3 separate regions of the Homo sapiens genome follow, and all the other regions are linked to region 2. A link is an interaction called in ENCODE POLR2A ChIA-PET data of the cell type or tissue named here. Cell type or tissue: MCF 10A. All regions are shown on one strand.

The links. Peaks named below come from ENCODE experiments on the same cell type or tissue, not always from the same donor. Only the 100,000 strongest peaks of a DNase experiment are listed, where the experiment ranks them.
Region 1: POLR2A ChIA-PET joins it to region 2 with 5 read pairs; 5 of 35 experiments call an interaction of 5 or more read pairs at or near these places.
Region 3: POLR2A ChIA-PET joins it to region 2 with 6 read pairs; 6 of 35 experiments call an interaction of 5 or more read pairs at or near these places.

The regions. Positions count from the first base shown.
Region 1 is chr22:36,821,601-36,824,100 of GRCh38, reverse strand. No RefSeq gene overlaps it. Among named protein-coding and RNA genes, the nearest start is that of PVALB, 5.8 kb to the right of the region's middle. In MCF 10A, no CTCF peak of the experiment used is centred here; no DNase peak of the experiment used is centred here.
Region 2 is chr22:36,762,519-36,765,018 of GRCh38, reverse strand. It overlaps IFT27 (intraflagellar transport 27), which reads left to right. Exons shown (of 7, transcript NM_001177701.3): 5 at 983-1,100; 6 at 2,006-2,115. All of the region lies in intron 2 of CACNG2-DT (CACNG2 divergent transcript), which reads right to left. Among named protein-coding and RNA genes, the nearest start is that of IFT27, 12 kb to the left of the region's middle. In MCF 10A, no CTCF peak of the experiment used is centred here; a DNase peak (open chromatin) is centred at 1,268.
Region 3 is chr22:36,585,527-36,588,026 of GRCh38, reverse strand. CACNG2 (calcium voltage-gated channel auxiliary subunit gamma 2) reads left to right here. Exons shown (of 4, transcript NM_006078.5): 2 at 479-562. Among named protein-coding and RNA genes, the nearest start is that of EIF3D, 58 kb to the right of the region's middle. In MCF 10A, no CTCF peak of the experiment used is centred here; no DNase peak of the experiment used is centred here.

The sequences.
Region 1 (2,500 bases), 59 kb before region 2:
CCCCTTGAGCCCTAACCCACCCTCTTTCCAGAGCCCCAGGCCCTTCCAGACCACAGTGCGTCTGAGCCCCCAGCCCCAGCCCCTTCCAGCATTCACATTCTCTGATTCTCCCCTTCTTCCTCTCCGTGTGGCTCCTCATTTCCCCAGCAAGGACACTGGGTCCTGGCCTTGGAGACCTTCCTGGAGAGTCAGCGGTTTTCAGAGGCCGGCACCCCTGGCTCTCCATGTTTCTATCCATAAAGCTATTCCAGGTCTTCTCATTCAGGGGCAGGCCAGGATCAAGTTCTGCTCCTCACAATGGCAACCCTATTATCATTTGTGTCGGATTTTATAGCCTTTCTCAGACACGATCTCATTTAGTATTCACCACGGCTTCCTCTTTAGCTCCATTTTACAGGTGGAAAAACTGAGGCCCAGAGAGGTGAACCAACTGGCTCAGGATCACACAGTGGGCAAGTGGGTGGAGCCGGGGCAGGGACCCAGGGCCGTCTGTCTGCCTGCCCTTGCCATCCTCACGACTGTGTTCCCTGTGGCCGCTCTCTCCGGAGGAAATCGTGCTTAAGCATGGGTAAGGGGAGGAAAGGGAAACAAGGCCACAGGCTTCCTGAGATCCGGCTCTCAGGAATGCAGCCGAGATTCCTTTGAGTTAATACACATCATCCCACAGGGCTGATCTCATCGATATCATTAGATCCTGCGATGTCCACCCAGCCTGCCGGGGCCCTGGATGTGGGGAACTCTGTATCCTGTTCCCAGCCACAGCAGGTGGAAATAGTGTGAACTCATGAAATAGCAGCAGCGAAGCTAACAGCTGAATACTTATCTCCTGGCAGGCGGCAGCTGAGAGACTGCTGGCCCGCACACACTGGCCTCCTCCCCTCCACCAGCTGGGAGGCCAGAGAGGGCATCAGGGAGAGCACTGGATGTGAGAAGAGGCAGACAGACCAGGCTCTGGTCCTGGCGAACTGCGTGACCTTGGGCAAGTGACTTGACTTCTCTGAACCTCAGTTTGGTTCATCTGTAAAAACTTTTCATCTGTATAAAAGAAAAAGATAGTGGGATCCACTCTGGTAACATATATGTTACTGGAACTATGTGAACGTGATCAGCTAAAGACCACGCCTCATTTTAGGGGATAGAAGGGGGCGTCAGTGTGAGATTGCGGCATCTGCTAGCTACTCAGGGTCCTCCTCCCTGCTCACAGTAAGAAACCCTGAAGCTAGAGGAAAATTCCACTGGGCACTGCTGCTGCCTTTAAGCAGAGGTCCTAGGCGGGTGGAGTCTGTAAGGTCTCACGCAGAGCAGGATGGGCCTGGGTCGGTGGGAGGGGACTTAAGTCCAGGAAAGCAACTTTGGGCCTCAGAGTGAATCATGCTCTAGAAGTTTGATGCAGGCAAACTGTCATTACACTCACCAAGGACTTAGGGCATGAACCTCCCATGTGCCTGGCACACTTGGGCAGCCCCCAGGGACTTACCTCAACAATGACTTCGTGGGCTTTGACTGCTCAAAGCCCCTCACCTCTCTGTCCAGGGACAGTCTCCCTCTCCAGGCCATTCCAATGATGTTGACATTCTGCCTCCTCCAAGCCTGAAGGGTATCCTGTGCCACAGGCCTGTGCTCCCTTTGTAATCAATAGTGACAGGTTCAGGGATGACATGGGCCAAACTGAGCTCATCACAACCAGTGAATGCAGCTCTGGGACTTTTTTTTTTTTTTTTTTTTGAGCGGAGTCTCACTCTGTCACCAGACTGGAGTGCAGTGGCGTGATCTCGGCCCACTGCAATCTCCACCTCCCGGGTTCAAGAGATTCTCCGGCCTCAGCCTCCTGAGTAGCTGGGACTGCAGGCACACACCACCACGCCCAGCTAATTTTTGTATAGCTCTGGGACTTTTGAGCAAACTCTCGGGCTGTAGACTCCCTTTCCCCCAAAGGACTTGGACCTGAAAGTTTGTAGCATTGCAGGGACAGCCATCTTGCCACCCTCAGGGGTCAACCAGTTTGAGAGAGTGGCACAAGGTATTGCTGAGAAGTAAGAGAAACAGCATCTTCCTGACAGCATTTGAGTTCTGGATCAAACCATGCTTGAACCTTCGTGGACTTTTCAGTTGCACGAGTTAGCAAATCCCCCACTGTCTTAAGCCAGCCCAAGTCAGACTTTCTCATCACTTACAGGCAAAAACAGACCTGACTGATAAACCCATTTTCTGGCATCAAGGCCCTTGTATAATTAACCAAATTAATAAAATGAAGCCTGCTTCAATCAGCACAGATTCAGAGCAAAAAAACAAACAAACAAAAAAAAAAAAAACTAGATCATGTTTCCAGATATATGACTCGGGTTTTAGGACATCTCTACCCTACTTTAAGTATTGTAGGGGGAAAGATCCTCCAGAATCAGAAGTGCTCAGTTTAAATCCTAGCTCTCCCACCTACTTCCTACCTGTGTGACCTTAGGTAAGTCACTAAACCTCTCTGAGATTCTATTTCTTCGAACGT
Region 2 (2,500 bases):
CTGGGCCCGCCTTCCAAGGATCTGAAAGGGAATCCAATCTGGAGGGAAAAGGATTCTCTTCTGTACCCTGGGAGGTTACTGGCACCCCGGAAATAAACCAGGTCCTAATTGTGCGAGGTTGGGGGATCCAGAAACCAGAGCATGGCCAAGAGTCACGAGCACCAGGGTGCGCACCCACAGCCTGTACAGGGCCATTCTACATCCAGGGGCAGGCAGCAGGACATCCCAGGACTCTGAGCAGCCCCTGAAGGCGACAGCCCCTGAGAGTGTAGCCTTGGCTCTTAATTGGGTCATGGAGCCCTGTCCAGTTGTCAGTGTGGTTTGGATTAGGCTGATGCAGAGATGGCAAGAGAAGCAGAAAGTGCCCTCTGCATTTTAACAAGCCAGCCCTTATTAAGAAGATGCAAGCAAACAAGCTTCCCAGGCTGGCTAATGAAGAAAGAATCTTCTTTCAGGGCTGCAAAGCACAAAAATGTAACTTGCATGGTGGTGGGCTCTTGATAAGAATGAGTGGAGAATGAATGAATGAGGCCAGCTGCAGGTGAAAGCAGATTGTTGGGTAGAGAAGAACTCAGTCGTCCCCCATCTCTGTCATCGTTGTCTTTGTTTTTAAAGCCTGTCAGGCCTGGACAAGTCACTTACCCTCCCTGAATTTGGTTTCTTCAGCTACAAAGTGGAAATATTCAGACACTCTACCGAGTTGGGAGGTTTCACAGTGAGGCACGGAAGTGCCCAGCAGAGCCTGGCCCAGACATGAGCTCTTGTCCTTGGCGGCACCGCCCCAGCCCTGCCTCCTGCCACTGAACGTGGCCCTCCGTTCATTCCTTTGGGGAAATTGTTGGACATCTGGGGGTGTGGCTGTTTTCGTTTCTTGTTTCCCTCTGCTCCCCATACCCTTTCCCTTGGAAGGCCAAATTGTCTCCCAGCCTTGAAGTCACTTTTCCTGTTACTGACCCATACTCATCCTGTCCCTCTTGCACAGTGGGAGAGTCCCAATGTCTTATGTCTCGTCTATGATGTGACCAATGAAGAATCCTTCAACAACTGCAGCAAGTGGCTGGAGAAGGCTCGGTCACAGGCTCCAGGCATCTCTCTCCCAGGTACGGGCTGCAGACACCCATGTTTCCCAGCGGCATCTCTGTCCTTTGGTTCAAGAGCACAAGGGCATTGCAGAGGTAGCTGTGGGTGGAGAAGGGGCCCTGGGCTTGGACTTTGATGGCCTAAGGCGTACACTGGCCCTGCCACTTAGCAGCCATGCCAACCTCGGTGAGTCACCACACACACCTCTCCCAGTCTAGGAAACGGGAATGAGGACACGCACCTGGCAGGGCTGTGGGGAGACTCAATAACGGGAGGGTGCTGTAATATCAGTTGTTAATTCCAGAAAGCTAACCCCAGGGAAGAGTTCCTAATTTTCTCTTGTATATGGGGTACAAGTAAACATTCAAGCCTGTTGTCACTTCTGAATGCTTTAAATCAGTTTATTTTTCGTCCCTATGTGAGATCAACAAATTCTCCTCATTATAGACCGGGGAAAGTGATCTCCAGAGACAGGCTCAAAAATTAGCTGCAGCTGATGCAGCTGGGAGCTGAACTAAATTACCTCTGAATCCCTGACTCCGAGCCGAGTCCTTAGATTACTATTAATGACCAGTTTACAGTTTGCTCCGTGTGCTCAGAATTATTACAAAGGCTCACATAAATTTGGCCCTCGCCTTCAGGCGTTTGCAGCCCTTTAAGGAGGCAAGGGAGACAGATACACGTGAGGTCTAGAAAAAGACCTAGCAGAAGTTGTGCATGAAAAGCGAAGCCCACCTGTCTCTCTGTGGCCCTTGGGGCCATCACGAGAGACCCCCGGCTTTCCCTGTGGGGGGGCTCACCACCTCGAGTCAGGCAGCTCTCAGAGGATGCTTTACACCCCTCAAAAATAGTGCTCTCATCTCGCCCGCTGTCCTTCCAGAGTGTGACAGTGAAGTGCCATATTTTGGTTGTTTCTTCTGAGTAGGTGTTTTAGTTGGGAACAAGACAGACCTGGCCGGCAGACGAGCAGTGGACTCAGCTGAGGCCCGGGCATGGGCGCTGGGCCAGGGCCTGGAATGTTTTGAAACATCCGTGGTGAGTATTTCCACTTGCCTCGTCGCCAAGTCTGGAGTGGGCCTCTGCTGGCAGCGGTCTTGCACATGACCTCACGTGCAGGGAGCTGTTATTCCACCATATGCAGAGTCTCATTTGGAACTGATGTTTACATTCTTACCCGAGATCTCTTCTCAGTATAGCAGTAGCTGCTCAGACATAACAGGAAAGCAGATCAGCCAGCCAACCCTGGGAAAAGGTGTATCTCAACTAGTAAGAAATACAAGTGCTTTGTGTGCGGTGATCATGACCCTCGACGTTTGCATGCAATATTCTGGGTTCAGATGTTGTTGGAACATTGTTTCATGTGGCTCTCACAACCAGTCCTGTGAACCAGAAGTTGGCCCCACAGCTCCCATTCCAGTGT
Region 3 (2,500 bases), 180 kb after region 2:
TGTTTTGCAGGCTCTTCTAAAGGGCTGTGGCAGCATCTGGCAGCACCAGTGCGGGGTGTGTCCCCTTTAGAAAGTGATCTGCTACTTTCTCACATGTAAAATGCAGGATGACTCCCAGCTATGCTGGGGCACAGAGACGGGCTGAGGAGCATTCATCGGCCTCCTGCGTGGCAGTCCCCAGCTCGGAATCAAACCTCCACTGCTGCCAAGCCTCCGCTAATCCTCAGAAGCTTCAGTGCAGGGACAGAAGGCAGCGTTTTGAAGTCGTCGGCTTTAGATCCTCTCTGCAGTACTGCGGGTGTGTGTGTTGTGATTCACCAGGCAGATGTCCAAACGGACAAAGCGAAACCTTCCTTCAGGGGTGAGGGAGAGGGCTGAGTGAGTTTCCAAAGAGCCAGAAGTTGGGAAGAGGCAGGTGGGCCCTAAGCGCCCCCAAAACTATGATGTTTCATGTGCTCCTTCTCCCCTTGTTTTGCAGGGAATTTCAAAGGTCTGTGCAAGCAAATTGATCACTTCCCAGAGGATGCAGATTACGAAGCTGACACAGCAGAATATTTCCTCCGTGAGTGCACACGATTGTTTTTATCTCCCTCCTGGTGGTGGGCCCTGCCCTTCCATCCTTCACAGAGTCAAGGACCAGGCCTACCTAGAGGCCCTCATCACAGCAGAGGGCAGGAAAAAGCTAAGCCTCTCTCCTTTCCGGAGTACAGACCTTCATATGTGCTGTTCCCTCTGCCTGCAATGCCCTTCCCTGCCCGTCTTTGTCTGGCAAACTCCTACTCAGTCGACCTCCAGGTCTCAGCTAAAACATCACCTTCTCCAGGAAGTCCTTCCTGCCTTCTGCATGAGTTCCTAGAGGACGGTACTTTATCATGCTGTAGGGTCCTTGGCTATTTGAGTAACCATCTCCCAACTCTGCTAGGGTATGGACTCACCCTAGCATTCACCATTATATTCTCAGCCCAGTGCTTGGCATGTGATAAGCACTCAGTGAATATTTCTTGAATAATTGGATGAAGTAACCCACCAGGCAGTGCCAGATTGGAACTTCTAATGAAAAAAAAAAAAAGAGAGAGATTTTTTCTTCCCCCGCAAGTCAAGTAAGTCAAAGTTAAATCCTGATGTAACAGCTGCAATCTTAAATCCACCTGAGACATATTATCAAGAGAAAGCATTCTGAGGCTCCAAGGAAATGTCTCAAGTATCAGCAAAAACTAACAAGGCTACCTATTCCCTGAGAAAGGGATTTCCAAGAGAGGGGCTGAGAGTCCTTGAGGCCTGGGACAGCAAAGCCGAGGTTCTCAGGCCATCTCTTTGGAAGGAGGTTTGCTCTCCTCCCAGGAGCAACCCCGCCTCTGCTCCAGGCCCTGCCACCTCCCCTTCCCAACAGCACAAGGACTGCCATTGCCCTCAGATCACTTTTATGAAGCATGTAGGAGGCATTTTATTATATAGATTGCCCCTGTCTCTTTCAATAATTACTTCTCACATCAAGCCCAGCTCTCAGGTCAGCCTGGAATCTGGTTTCATTGAAAAGCCCGTGGAATGTAAAGTCAGCCAGGCAGCTGGGAAGAAAGAGGGAGGGAACACGATGCAATTTTTAGATTCTTTTTTTTAAAGGAAAAAATATCATACCCTGCTCTTCATTTCCTTTTATGAATTCCTTCAAGACGTTGCTCTTAACTGGAATTCCTAAAAGGCCATTTGGTTGTGGTTACCTGTTACCTGCGACTGTGTCTGGGGTGGGGCTGCAGGAGCCCAGCTGTGCGGTAAACGTGGGTTGAGCTCCTTCTGTGTGCTGGATCCTGTGCTCCGTGCTGGGGAGGCCAAGATGGATGGGGCCTGCCCCCAAGAAGAGCACAGCCTGGCAGGGAGGGCCCTTGGAAAAACAGCTCAACTTGGGAGACACAGCATGGCAGAGGTGAGGCCTGAATGTAGAAGGGGGAAGCCAGCAGGCAAAGCCAAGCCCCACACTGGGAGCCACATTCCCGGAGCACAAGGCTCACCAGGTGGAGCTCGAATGATGTCATGCTTTATCTGCTAGGCAGTAAGTGCCTGGGGGCAGAAAACTTGTCTCATTCATTGCTGCCCTTATAACAGCTCAATGAATGCTTTTTGTTAAGAAGAGATAGAGGATTCTTCAGTAGCAATTCCTAACAACTCAATGCCTCCATTTCCTTGTTTTTAAGAAAGAAGAGCATAGAGCATAGAGTATTTGGTTCATTTTGGTGTCCCTGGACAAAAGACTTGGACTCAGATTGGCAACGACAGGATTCTGAAGGTCTGATTTGAGTTGACTTAATCCAACAATATTTTTTGAACACCTGTAGCAGGGGTCGGCAAACTTTTTCTGTAAAGAATCAGATGTTGAATATTTTAGGCTTTGTGGGCCATGCAATCTCTGTCCCATTTACCCAACTCTGCTCTTGTGGCCACTGACAATATGGAGGCATATGTGTGGCTGTGTTACAGTGAAACTTAACTTGATTTACACAACCAG